3 separate regions of the Homo sapiens genome follow, and all the other regions are linked to region 1. A link is a contact called in ENCODE Hi-C or POLR2A ChIA-PET data. All regions are on one chromosome and are shown on one strand. The core of a region is the stretch at or near the end of the contact, and the rest is flanking DNA. Distances in the headings are between cores, read along the strand shown.

What was found. Hi-C counts contacts between places; a loop is a spot of excess contacts on that map. ChIA-PET counts read pairs that join two places held with the same protein, here RNA polymerase II (POLR2A). Pooled maps may share reads with other maps.
Region 2: a map with no recorded cell type shows a loop between it and region 1 (8-fold over the local background). The contact joins the enhancer-like site here to the promoter of CSTF2T in region 1. A Hi-C loop is called at or near these places in 1 of 37 single-sample maps with no recorded cell type and 1 of 50 pooled maps. POLR2A ChIA-PET finds 5 or more read pairs at or near these places in 2 of 52 experiments (Panc1 and WTC11).
Region 3: a pooled map shows a loop between it and region 1 (21-fold over the local background). The contact joins the promoter of ASAH2B here to the promoter of CSTF2T in region 1. A Hi-C loop is called at or near these places in 8 of 50 pooled maps. POLR2A ChIA-PET finds 5 or more read pairs at or near these places in 3 of 52 experiments (CD8-positive, alpha-beta memory T cell, activated B cell and naive thymus-derived CD4-positive, alpha-beta T cell).

The regions. Positions count from the first base shown.
Region 1 is chr10:51,696,540-51,700,891 of GRCh38, forward strand. CSTF2T (cleavage stimulation factor subunit 2 tau variant) reads right to left here and starts at 3,056. Exons shown (of 1, transcript NM_015235.3): 1 at 1-3,056. The coding sequence starts at 3,010. The coding sequence ends at 1,160. The region is part of intron 3 of PRKG1 (protein kinase cGMP-dependent 1); the gene reads left to right. RefSeq lists enhancers at 2,744-3,323, 3,448-4,136 and a silencer at 3,890-4,184.
Region 2 is chr10:52,255,503-52,259,998 of GRCh38, forward strand. All of the region lies in intron 10 of PRKG1 (protein kinase cGMP-dependent 1), which reads left to right. Among named protein-coding and RNA genes, the nearest start is that of PRKG1-AS1, 56 kb to the right of the region's middle. Within about 2 kb of position 1,734, at least 4 of the 41 ENCODE cell types and tissues checked have a DNase peak (open chromatin) inside an H3K27ac peak, as active enhancers do.
Region 3 is chr10:50,736,903-50,741,235 of GRCh38, forward strand. It overlaps ASAH2B (N-acylsphingosine amidohydrolase 2B), which reads left to right and starts at 3,034. Exons shown (of 6, transcript NM_001321958.2): 1 at 3,034-3,081.

The sequences.
Region 1 (4,352 bases), core at 1,806-4,305:
TTGATTTTAGATTTGTCACAGCAAAATCATGCTTGGATGCTCGAGGCCTGGCAGAACCTTGCTGGTCTCTGTAGGGTGGGATAAGTGAAGCAACATTAAACCAGGTGCAGTCCTTAATTTCTCAGGTAACATAACTTTAGAAAAAACAATTCTAATACAAGTTAACTCCTGTCTGGTTGAGCAAATGGACACCATCTGTATACAAACGTCAGATACCAAGAAACTCAGATCTTTACTTAGTGAAACCTTCCACTACTTATGAAAAGTCAAATACCATTTATAACTCATCTAGATCAACCAGTCCCTAGACACTGATTTTTGGGAAGGATTTTTAGAGAATTACTGACTCAGATTTAGGGCTTAAAGACTATTGAGAAATAGGAAGGTATTGAGAGACTGGGTTTCATCAGAGCGGACTTAAGTAACCTGGTTGATCTTAGAATTGTCACAGCAAAATCATCATGCTCAGATGCTTGGGGCCTGGCAGAACCTTGCTGGTCTCTGAAGGATGGGATAAATGAAGCAACAGTAAATCAGGTGCACTCCTTGATTTTTCAGGTAACATAACTTTAGAAAAAAACAATTCTAATACAAGTGTAACCTTATCCTGTTAACTCTGTTTCAAAAATAATTCTAAAACACTAAGACAATGCTTATCCTATTGCCTCCAAAATAGGATTTTGTATTTTAAATGGTTTACCAAAAAATGTATCTTATACTTTTGGGTAAACTTTTATTTTGTTATACAACCAAAAATCTTAAAACTATCTTAGTACATTAACGTTTTAACAGGTCAACTTTTAGTCTTTATGAGCAGTTTTCACGAAGTTTTACTCGACATTTAAAAAATGTAGTTAACATACTGTAGATGCTTCAATATTGCTGCTTATTCTTTGTAATCTTATTTGGCATAATATAATCATGTTCAGAGTTATTTTAAAGTAACTTAAAGTGAACAGACGCACTCCCTCCTCCCCCCACCCTCAATTAAAAAAAAAAGGAAAACAGAAAGAAAGAAAAAGAACAAAAAATAAGATTAGGTTCTAGGAGGAGGGAAACCCTAATCCAAGTGTGGGGATACAGAAGTCAGCTTTTTGCACCCATTCTCCATGCTACAGAATAAAATTTGAGACTACAGCCAAATATTTTCTAAAACCTTTCAAGACGCTCCAGTGGATTTCTGGATTTGTTCCTTTAAAATCAGGATACTCTGCCTTTGCTCAGGGGGCAGCATGGCAATCTGATCTGCAGTCAGTTGAAGAACCTGCATGATCAAAGCTGCCTTCTCCTGATCCTGTGGAGTGACCTGGCTCTGCCCAGGACTAAAACTGCTAGGCTGGCTTCCACCTTGCTTGCTTGCCCCCTGTATACCTCCTCCTTGTATACCTCCTCCTTGTATACTGACTCCTTGTATGCCTGCCCCCTGCATCCCTCCTCCTTGTATGCCTGCTCCCTGCATGCCTGTTCCTTGTATGCCTGTACCCTGCATACCAGCTCCAGGATTCCCCACCCCTGAAATGCCTGGGACCTGTCTGGGTCCCTGAGGAGGGCCACCTGCCCCTATATTAATGGGACCAGGACCCTGAATTCCACCAGTCATAGGGCCTCTTGAACTGGGGACAGGGCCCCTCATCTCCAATCCTCTTGCATCCATGCCCCTTGCTTCCATCCCTCTGGTTTCCATCGCACAGGTCTCCATTCCTCTCCTCTCCATTACACGTGTCTCTAAGACCTCAGTTTCCATGGCACGAGTCTCCATCGCTCGAGAATCTCTACCACCTCTACCATCCATAGGTAGACCCCTTTGATCTATCATGGGGCCTCTGGGCTCTCCAATTAGCAGTCTGGGATCTCCTAATGGCCCTCCCCTCATCTCATGTGAGGAAGGGCCACGAGTGTCATGACCAGAGGCATGATGCATGGGGGGACCCTGATGGGGTGGACCCAGATAACCTCTGGGCTCCACTTCTCCAGTGACTGAAAGCAAAGTCCCTCCACGTGGGTCATTTGGAGCATCTCCTAACAGTCCTCGAGGAGGCAGACCACCAGGAGTCACGGGTCCGCGAGGTATAGGAGCTCTAGGATCTGACATCTGCACTTGTCCCCGCTCTAAAGGCACTGGGCCAACCCCTGGCATTCCAAGTTGGGGCTGCATTGCTCCTCCAGGAGTTAAGGAACCAGGACCAGCTCCGGGAACTGCAGCTGGTATTGGCCCTGGAGCTGGAATTCCACCCTGGATAGGAGTCTGCATCAGAGGAGGAATGTCCTTCACAGGTCTTCTAGCCAAATGCTGAGGCTGAGGAGCTGGAGGATTCTGCTGGTTCAGCAGAACATTAGGTCCTGGGCAGAGCCCAGGGCCAGGGCCAGGGCCAGGGCCAGAGACAGACACAGACTGAGATTTGCCTGGGATCAGTGGTGTGACATGTATCTTCCGATGCAGAATTTTCAGAGCAATCTCTGGATCCATGATTCTCATCACTACTTGTGCCTGCAACAGTGCATAAGCCAGTTGTGGATTTTGAAGTAACATGTTTCGAGCTTCCTGGTGGCTGTTTTGGACACAGAGCTTCATCTGCTTCATCAGCTCAAACATCTGCTCCGGGGGGAGACTGGCTACTGCTCTGGTAATCGATTCAGGGGCATCTTCTGGATCGATGGGATCCCCATAGGGTGAGTCAATAATGGGCGCTGCAGGCCCAAGGCTCTTTAACTCCTCCTTATTCTTTTCACTGGCAGCATTGTCCACCCGAAGCGCTCTCCCACTGAACTCCCGCCCATTGAGGTTCCGCATGGCACTAAGCGCGGTCTCCTGGTCTTGGTATTCGCAGAAGCCATAGCCCTTGGGTTTTCCCGTCTCTCTATCGTATACCAGCCGGAAACTGACAACAGAACCAACCTCCGAGAAAATGTCCTTTAACTGCTCCTCAGTTGCCTCATATGGAATGTTCCCCACGAACACGGAACGCAGTGATCGATCCATTGCCGGGTCTCTCACCGCCAAACTCGACATGATTCCGGTTGTGCAGACAGCCGATAGCGGATTCTTCGAGGCGTCTGTCCTCTTGCGACCGACACTTCCGCTGAGCAACGGAAGCGGCTTTCAAGATCCGGGCAGAAACTTTACTAATTCGCTTGAATCGTTCCGCTTGCCTGTGGAACCTGCATCCCACTAACAACTTATCTAATGCTTTCAGTCCCTGATCCTTCATGGTTCTGTCAGCTTCTTATTACAGAGTCGCATGATTCCTTTCCCATTTCACGTTCCGCTGACTTTCTGTGGGGCCCCAACAGCCCCACTACGACACGCTTGGTACGAGATGACCACAGTAAAGATGGCCGCATAGACTTCACCGTAGTAACTGGGAGGGGACTCTTCCCTTGACGTCAAAGGCGGTTTTGCTTCCGTTCCGCTGGCGGGAAACCGCCAACCGAAAGCGGATTTAAGGCGGCGTGTTTTTCGTTCTGACAAAGTATTTTCATGTGGCCTTTTATTATAGTATAGTTAAGCTAGATTTAAAATCACATTCCAGACTGAGGGAAAAGCGTAGTCGTTTCAGCACATTTGAGATTTGCCCCTTAAACTAAAACAGTATTATATCTCCTTTTTAGAACAACGTTTTTGGAAATTAACTGACAAGAAATATAAACTGAAGCGTGTGCCGGCTGGGCCCTGCCCCCATTCTGTTGCTTCCTATAACCGCTGTTAATGGATGGGTGGCAGACCCTTCTAGGTTTTTCCTGAGCACACGGGCAGCCGTCGTGCTATTCCTAATATTACGGTTTTCTTCCTTAATAACAACCGATTTCAATATTAATTGGTGATTAAATAAATTAGTGATTAATTAGTTATTAGTATTTTATGGCTTCAGAGTATGGAATAAAGAAATTTACTTAACTATCCCTACGTTGATTGGTTCTGATTTTTATTATATCATGCAGTGAGTCCACCACTTCCATGAAGGGAGAAACAAATAGCGGGTGTTTGTCTTCTGCTGTTAGCTTTGCAGGTAGGAGTTAAAACATATTCAGTGTGGTGTTTCCCCGCCTGCAATTCGAAGCTAGAACTGAAGCTTGGAGAGGGCTAGGTAAATTCCCAAGGACAAGCAGCTGGAAAGAGGCCAAGTCAGGATTCTAACCCAGCTTGGTCTCGCATAGCTCCAATTCTACACTGCCTTACGTGTATTGAATATATGAAATGAAGCTAGTGTGATTGAAGAAATGAATTTTAAATCTCATTTTTTATTTAAATATAAAAACTAATGTTCAGTAAGCTATTGGAAAACTTTTTTAGTATTTAGAACAACTTGGATATAGAATCTACTTTTGCAATAATAAATTGTGTTCTAAATAAA
Region 2 (4,496 bases), core at 484-2,983, 560 kb after region 1:
GAACAAATATAAGATAAACATAACCTCTGTCTTTTTGGATTATATTCTTTCTGCATCAGTTATTATGTATATATGTAGTGAGCTCTATGATTGAAGATAAAAAATTTAATAAATAGAATAGTTCTTAGCTCTAGAGACTCACAGTCTACTGGGAGGGGCAATCATGTAAACTAATAAACTCATAAGCAAAGCATGATCAGCAGGGGTTCAGTGTGTGGAGGAACAAGACGTCTTGCAGGAGATAGCATTTCTGAGGCAGAGGGAGAGTTAAGGCATCAACATAAGTAACCTGATGCATTATGGAACATACTTAGTAAAATGAAACTATTGAAGAAACAAATGTTTATTAATAAATATTATTTCTTTAATAAAATAACCTTTCATTTGAACCCTACTTTATAATCTTCAAATTACTTTCATGTTCATTGTATAATTTTGCCCTTATAGCTACTCTGTGAGGAGAACATGAGACATGATCCACATTTTACAGGAAAGAAGACAAGAATAATGTATTTATGTGGTTTAAGGCCACTTAGTCATTGAAAGAGCTGTTGTTATTGCCCAGAATTACTGATTTTTTAACTAGAAGCTTTTTCTGCCATTCTGGGTTTTAAAAATATTTGGATTCTTACCACCACCATCAACAACCACCCCCAAATCAAACAAGTGTTACTTCATTGTTATATGTACACCTTTGCTTTAAAAAAATTCTTCTGGAATTCAAGAACCTGAATTAGAACTAAATCTAGAATAGATGTAGTAATTGTCTGCTGTGTGCCTCTCTTTTTGTTATATCCTCAGAGGCTCCCCTTTCTCTAAATCCTTTTCTGCTCCTAGTTTAATGGCAAAATACCTGCAGAGAAAAAAAATCCGACAGTGTAACATGGTAGCTAGAAGCTAGAGCTCTAGAATTAGGCTTTCTGGATTCAGATATTACCCATTGTGTATGCTTAGTCATTTACTTAAAACTTTCTGAGCCTTGCTTTTCTTGTCTCTGAAATGATGATAATAATAGGATATGTACCTCACAAGGTTGTGAAGATTAAACGAGTTAAAGCCCTCAAAATAGTGTCTCACACATCATAGGTCAGTAAATGGTGTTAATGTTGTTATTGTTGCTATTATTATTAAAGCATGCTAATGATAGTTCTTTTTATTTATCACTTCCAGCTATAAGCATAGAAAAGGAAGGGAATGAAAGTATTTTACTCTTTTCTTTTCCATTGCTAGGCCAAGGCCTGAGAGTGCAACCATTATTCCAATATAAGTAAGAGCCAGAGGTCTTCAAATGACCTTCAGTGATAACCTCTATTAAATTTCTCCAGACCACTAAGCTCTTAACTTTCTGATCTGTCATGAGAGGAGATGGGAAACAATTTTCAATATCCCTTATGCTGAACCTGTGTGCCCCTGAAGTAGCCTGCTTTTATTCATCCATTTCACTTCTAAATTGTGAAGCCCCACCTCTTAACCTCTCAATGGGAAATCATTTTCAGTGCAAACTGCTGAATCATACCTAGTTCCTCTCCAGCCTTCTTAACCCATGGCACCTCAGTTGGGCATAATAAAGACCTGGCTCTTGGCAAGTTGAATACAAAAGTTACCTCTCATTCCTTCTCTGCTGCAGTTCAGTTTCTAAACCACATAACTGGATTGCCCAGGAAAAGAAAATGTGGTAGTCGCGAGAACCAATTTATGCTAAGACAAGGAGGTGTATTTCACAGGGTGTGTCTGTTCATGACATCCATACCACTCTCACAGCATTTTTGCCAGCTGCCTTGGCACTATAAAAACAAGCAAGCAGGCTTGGAGTGCTATGTAAACCAATTGAAAAAAAAATAGAAACTAAGAGGTGATTAAGCAAGAAGTTAGGTGATAAACCCATTGCTCAGTCAGCAGGGTCTTATTGCGAAAGGTGAGCAACTTAACTCCAAAGGGAAACCCCATGTAAGATGAAAACATTTCAAGAGCTTCCTACTGCCAAGCCGCACAGCAATGAAACAGAATAGCTATGGAGATCTTTGGGCAGTATTGCCATGTGTACCCACGGTGATTTATGCTACATCGGACACCTGGGGAAACCCTGCTGCCCTAAGGCCTTGCATCCTCTGTGACTAAAGTGAGTAAGGACTCAATACTGGTTGAAACTGAAAGTTTGCTTCATTTTAACACAGCCTCTTCTTTAGTAGTACTCTGTGGTTTATTATTAAATATGTAATTCTCATGTTATGTTTATTCTTCAAAAGAATAAAAACGGACAAAAATTATTAACTCTAATAAATAGCACTCATTTCTCAGAAAATAAGTTCTTCAGAGAACTAATGAAAATCCCATCTAATAAACACTAATTGAGCATCAGTAGGTGTAGTAACAATATACTGCAACTGCTAAAATAACCACATGACAGTTTCAATGCAGAAATTACAAGTAGTAAAGCTTATCTCTACTTTGGTATATGCAAATAAAGTAAGATAAGCATTACTTCATCTCATTATTGTAGAATAAATTTCTTTTGTACATTGATAATTATAATAAAATTTAGATTACATGAATGAAAACAAATATGTTACTTTCTAACCCATCTTGTGAAATTACAGAAATTTTATATATTAGCAATCAATTGAAATGCCTATTTTTTCTTACAAGTAGTTGAAGTTAGTATCCTACCACAAGATAAAATGTTAATAGTTTCTCCTCTAAACCTGCATATGATTTTAGAATAATCACTATAAATCTAGAATGCACTGGGCATGTCTTTCCAAAGCTTAAAATAATTGGTGATAAAACAGCTCTTACAAAAGTTGACATTTAGGTCATACTTGCCTTTTTTGTTTTCTATGACATAAATATTATTTCTTTAATCCAAGAAATATTATTTCTTTAATAAAATAACCTTTCATTTGAACCCTACTTTATAATCTTCAAATTACTTTCATGTTCATTGTATAATTTTGCCCTTATAGCTACTCTGTGAGGAGAACATGAGACATGATCCACATTTTACAGGAAAGAAGACAAGAATAATGTATATATGTGGTTTAAGGCCACTTAGTCATTGAAAGAGCTGTTGTTATTGCCCAGAATTACTGATTTTTTAACTAGAAGCTTAATAATGGGTACATCATATTAGGCAAAAATCATCTGTTTTAAAACATCCAAAATATTTGTGGGATATAAAAATATCTGACATGATTCCTGCCCTCAAGGAATTTCTGCCCCCTCCTAAGAAAGAAGATAAGATTAACATATTGGAAAAGTAGCAAACAAAATATTATGCTATTGTGTTAAATTAAAAATTATGCAGAAATGTTCTTAGTATTTCATCAGGAGAGAGGTCATTTGAAATTGATGGAATAGAAGAAGGCCTGGGAAGATATACAGAACTGAAGCCAGGCAGTGGAGAATAGGTTGGGATTTAAATGAACAGATGGGGAAAGGCCATTCTGAGAAAAGGCCATTCCAGGCAAGGGTTACAACATAAAAGGCCACATGTTGTCACAGGACACCAAAGCAAGTGACCAGACTAGAGTGAATTACTGTGGGAGGAGCAGAGAGAAATATTAGATAGCTGATCAGTAGAGTATGATTGTTTATATTCTTTAAAAAGATTAGACTTGCCAAAAAAAAAAAAAGAGTTGTTTGGACATTAAGTAATGAAAGCACATAAACACAGACTCTGCTCTGAACTTCTATCTATGACATGAAAGAATGCACTATAAGGTGACTAGACAAGCTATTTTTAGGTGGCGCTGCTCCCAGAAATAGACATCATAATTTCTCTTCTGACAAAAGTAGGTTATTTTGTACCACAGTGCAGTCTGCATTCCTGAAAATTTCATGTAAACACTTTCAAAGAGGGATTCCTTCCATGAGAGGGAAAAATAGTCCCTTTGTATGTCTTAATTATGTAGAAAATAGTCATGTCTTTTTAAATAAAATGAAATAATTTATCTTGCTTTCTGGAAAAAATATGAAACAGGTAATTCTGTATGTTTCAATATATCTCATCAATTGCATATATTTAATTTATTGCTAATTAGTACTTGGTCCCTCAGTATTCCCCATTGTCATTGACATATACAACATATTAGCTTGAACATTGAGCTATGAGGTCAGGAGCTTTTGTGGGCCAGGTAGTTTGTTCTTAGTCTCTAGCTCCAGCCCACTGCCTTTCACGTTCACACTGAGAGTGGGGAGATCATCACTACCCAAAAGAAGTTCAAATAAATAAGTTAAACAAAGGAGAGCCACTGTCTCGTCATCACTATGACCTTGGATGCCACATCTGCACAAACAAAGCAATTTAAATTTTTAATGTGACTGTTTTCCCTGAAGTAAACTGGCATAGGCAAAATCCAGTAAATTCTTATTGAACTTACTTAGCTACAGTTGATGTCCTCTTATATTTGTGAAAATCTGAAACACAAGATAAATGTGAAATACAAGAATCGTATGGGGGAAGAAGTTATCTTTTTCTTTTTCTTTTTTCCTTAATT
Region 3 (4,333 bases), core at 1,784-4,283, 960 kb before region 1:
AAAAGGGGATCACTGAAAGCCATTTAGGAAACTGCCTACAAATTATGTGGATATGGATGTTTTACGAAAATAAAATTCCTTGTCTTAGAGTGGTTTCTTTTTACTTTTTTTCTACATCTAATATTTTAGAACCCAAAACATGGGGATAAAGACAAATTTTAGCATCTTATCCTTAATATTTAGGAGCACAGCATACGTCATGTTGAGGATGCTACTATGCCTTTACATTATGTTGGAAAGTATATATTCATCTCTGGCTCTCTTTTTTTCTCTCAAGTGATGGTGATTTATAATGTCTAGAATAAAGTATACTTAGAAGCCAAATTAAAACTGTATTTTATCATATTCGTATAAGCTTACTAAAGTATTACTAAATACTCCTGTTTGCATCTTAATCATCTCCAAACTTTTTTCTCCTACTATGGCATCTTTTCATATCTGCATGAACCAAATGTGGCTTTTGAAATAGGAAATTTTGGATGGAATAATAATCCACTATGAAGGAGTCATATAGTTAATGTAAGGAGAAGGGCTGACTTACAAGATGAGACCTAAATATATTTTTAAATTCTTAAACACTACTATACTTTCTCCTTAATGTACCCACAACATATGTCTCAGATTTCAATAGTCCTTGGAGACACATTTTCCTCAAATACCTGAATAAAAAGACAAACCTACAATCTTGCTTTATTATATATAAGAACTTAATAATTTACCAAGTATTCAAAGATATCCAGGAACATTTATCTTCTTCAAAATATTTCCTGATTTTAACTTGCTATTCCATTTCTCATCTGGATCCAGATCAGAACCTTTACCTACTTTTCTGCAGGTTACTCACTTCTGGCTTTCTTCGTGCTTGTGTGGCTCTTTTTTAAACACTTCACACTGAGTTGTGGACACCTATCCCTTCTTTTTTCAAAAGGTCTTTTTTCCCTTCTTTTTTCAGGAGGCAAGGAAGGGGGAGGCAGTAGGAAGGACTGAACAGAGAGGAAGAAGTGCGAAATACTCATTTGGAACAATGGGAGATTGAATAGACCGGAAAAAGAATGATTAAAGTGAGGACTGCTGGCATGGTCCTGTTTTCTTCCAGCCATGTTTAGTTGCATCGTTGTGGCATGGAATAGATGGAGAGCTGAGTTTATCCAGGGCTCCCATCTTACTAAGCAGATAGGAGGTGACAGGGAGGTGGGTGAGTTGAGGAGGTGTGCAAGGGACCAATGAGAATGGTTGGCCATGGAGTTTAAGCTCGCTCACTAGAGAGGGAAAAGTCATAAAGGAAGGAAGAAACAGTGAAAAGGTAGTAAGATCTGGATTGGAGGTACTGGTAAGGTTGCAAGAATTTTGTTTCAGGGCAGTATAGGGAGTAACCTGGATAGCTAGGAGGTGGTGGTCAGAGTGGGCTACTGTGGGGTTTGCAGTCCTTGGACCTGACAAGGTCTAAGGTCTGATCATGGAGGGAGGGGGAAGCTGAGGTAGGGCAGAGGACAGGAGTGGGCTTCATGAGATCAAAAGGATGTTGGAAGGATTATCTACCCGGATACTGACATCTCCATGAAGTAAGAGGCATAGTGTGAAGAAGTTACAACATCCTAAGCTCTTCACAGATAAGGGAAGCATGCACCACGTGGGTAGCCTCTCTTGTTTAGCACCCAGTATATAGCCTATGCAGAGTGAATACCTGGGGGCTGCTGGGGGCGAAAACAAGGTCACTGTGACAGGACCTGAAGCCTGGGGGTCTCGGTGACAGGAGTGGGCCTAGTTTTTTGGTGTAGAATTGAGCCTTGAGTGCACTGGTGGGATCTTATTGAAAGGAACCCCTCCAAGACTAGAAGAAGATGCATCCTCTGACAATGTAGGCTCTGTAGGCGTCCCAAGTACCTGGGCTGTGGGTTAGATGGACTCCAAGGCATTTCCTCAGGTGGCAATGGGCCGATCCCTGGGAAGGCAAAGCTGTGCAGGAAGAAAATGGCAAGATGCTACCTTCCCTCAGGGAAAGCCCCTTTCCCGGGAGCAGGGAAGGCGAGGCAGTTTAGGCTGGGTCAGTTTGTCCCTGCCATCAGAGTCTGTTGGTCCTGGAAAAAGAGGGCCTTATTTTATTTATTTATTTTTCTTTGAGACAGTGTCTTGCTCTGTCGCCCAGGCTGGAGTGCAGTGGCTCGATCTCAGCTCACTGCAACCTCCGCCTCCAAGGCTCAAGCGATCGTTCCGCCTCAGCCTCCAGAGTAGCTGGGACCACAGGGACCACAGGCGCCCGCCACGACGCTGGCATTGATTGATTGATTGATTGATTGAGAGAGAGGTAGCCTCCCTGTGTTGCCCAGGCTGGTCTTGAACTGCTGGGCTCAAGCAATCCTCCTGCCTTGGACTCCCAAAATACTGGGATTACAGGCGTGAGCCACCGTGCCTGGCTAATTTTCTTCCTTTCTTTTTTTTCCTGCGAGACGGTGGGCGGGGGTATCTCCCTAAGTTGCCCAGGCTGGTCTTGAACTCCTGGGCTCAAGCGATCCTCCCGCCTCAGCCTCCCAAAGGGCTGGGATTACAGGCATGAGCCACCGCTTCCTGCCAAAAGAGGGCTTTAGGGCACCCCCAGAACCTGAGATCTCCCTCATCTGTCATCTTTAAAGAGAAGGAAGTCGACTCCCAGTCGAGCCATAGTCCATTTGTCCCGGGCACGGTGACTCCGGGGTGGCCAGGACCAAATGTGTCTCCTTCTGGCTTTTGCACCGCACCAACTAATCCGCGGCAGGCCGCACAGCTGCCCTGGCCTTCGCGGAGGACTAAGGCGAGGGCGGTGTACGCTGCTCCGGAGTCCCACCGCGGGAGTTGAGGCAGCGGATTCCGAGGGCAGGGTGGGGCGGAATCGGGAGGGATGCGGACCCGGTGGAACGCACTGCGCAGACGGCGCCGGCGCCCGCACACAGCTGTTGACTAGTCTTCCAGCTCTCCCCTGGAAGTCGTCCAGGCGCCGGTCTCTTTTTTCTGCCTTTTTGTTTCCCTCCCCGCGAGTCGGCGCGACGGTGAATTTCCGTTTCCGGCGGTGTGGAAGCGGACCTGAGGAGTCGCAATTGTGAACAGGTTCGGTGCTGCGGCTGGGGTAGGCGGCAGTGGGGTCCCTGGCTCTGGGGCACTGGGAAGATCGCGAGTCGTGCGCGTGGGAAGGTCCTTCCCTGGTCCTCCGGGTTATCTTTGCTCCCCAGGAGCAGCATATTTCACCTTTAACGGAGGCGTGCCCGGGAGTCGTTGGGAGAGGGAACGGGGTGAATCCCTGCAGAGAGCCTGACGGGGAGGGAAGGTGTCCGGGAGACGTCGTTTCCTGGCGACGTGGTCCCAGCAGGCGACTCGGACCTGAGCCGAATCTGTTGACCCCAAATTGTGCTTTTCCCACCAAGAGCAAAAGAAAGAGAAACATTAGTACAGCTTCGGAACTAAAATATAGTAGAGAAGCAACATAACCTCGGAAATCCCACAGCTATTCAGTTTCAAAGCGTTCCTAGTGCCCAGCTCTCCTAACTCCCAGCCGGTGTTCCTTGACGTTATGGTGATATATAAAGACTTTCTGTTTCCGCTCGTGTTGTGTGTCTGTGGGAAGCCTCTGACTCACTTCTGTGCTCCAGTAGCACCCTGTGCAGCCTTGCAGTGTATCCCTTATTGCACGGAAGGTACTAGTTTGGATTTCCTCTGCAAGTCAGATCATAGCTATATCCATTCACTGGCACAGTGGCTAGCACATCATAGATAGACCAAACATTTATTAAACGGAATTAATACAGGACCTTAATTGAATGAAATGGCACCCTTTCCCGCTTTTTTTCAATCAAGCTGTCAGATTTTATGCAGCCTGATATTCTTAAAAAACTCACTAATTCAGTGATTACCAATTTATTGGCCACAGATTCCCAGGTACCTCAGAAATCACTGGAAGGGTCTCTGTAAGTCCATGGGGTCTCCAGGCATCATTTAGAACCAGTCATATCTCACACATACAGATACTGCTGTTTTTCAAATGTGTGTAGATGAGTTATAATTCAGGAGTTTTACAGAGGTGACAGGTACTAAAAGTAATACTGCGATCCTATTGGAAGTTCATAAAAACGTTTTAAATTTTTTATTACAATTTAAGTTTAAGTTAGGAAACCACTTCATTAGTCCAGTTGATACCTAGGTCTGAGCTGTCCAGTATGGTAGCGACATGTGACTGTTTAGAGTTAGAATGAAATTAATTAAAAATTCATTTTTTCAGTTTCTTTAAGAACATTTGTTTAGGGCCACAGGTTTCCAGGCTTAAGGGTGGGGCCTTTGCCAGGGAACCACTCTCTTCTACCCAGTA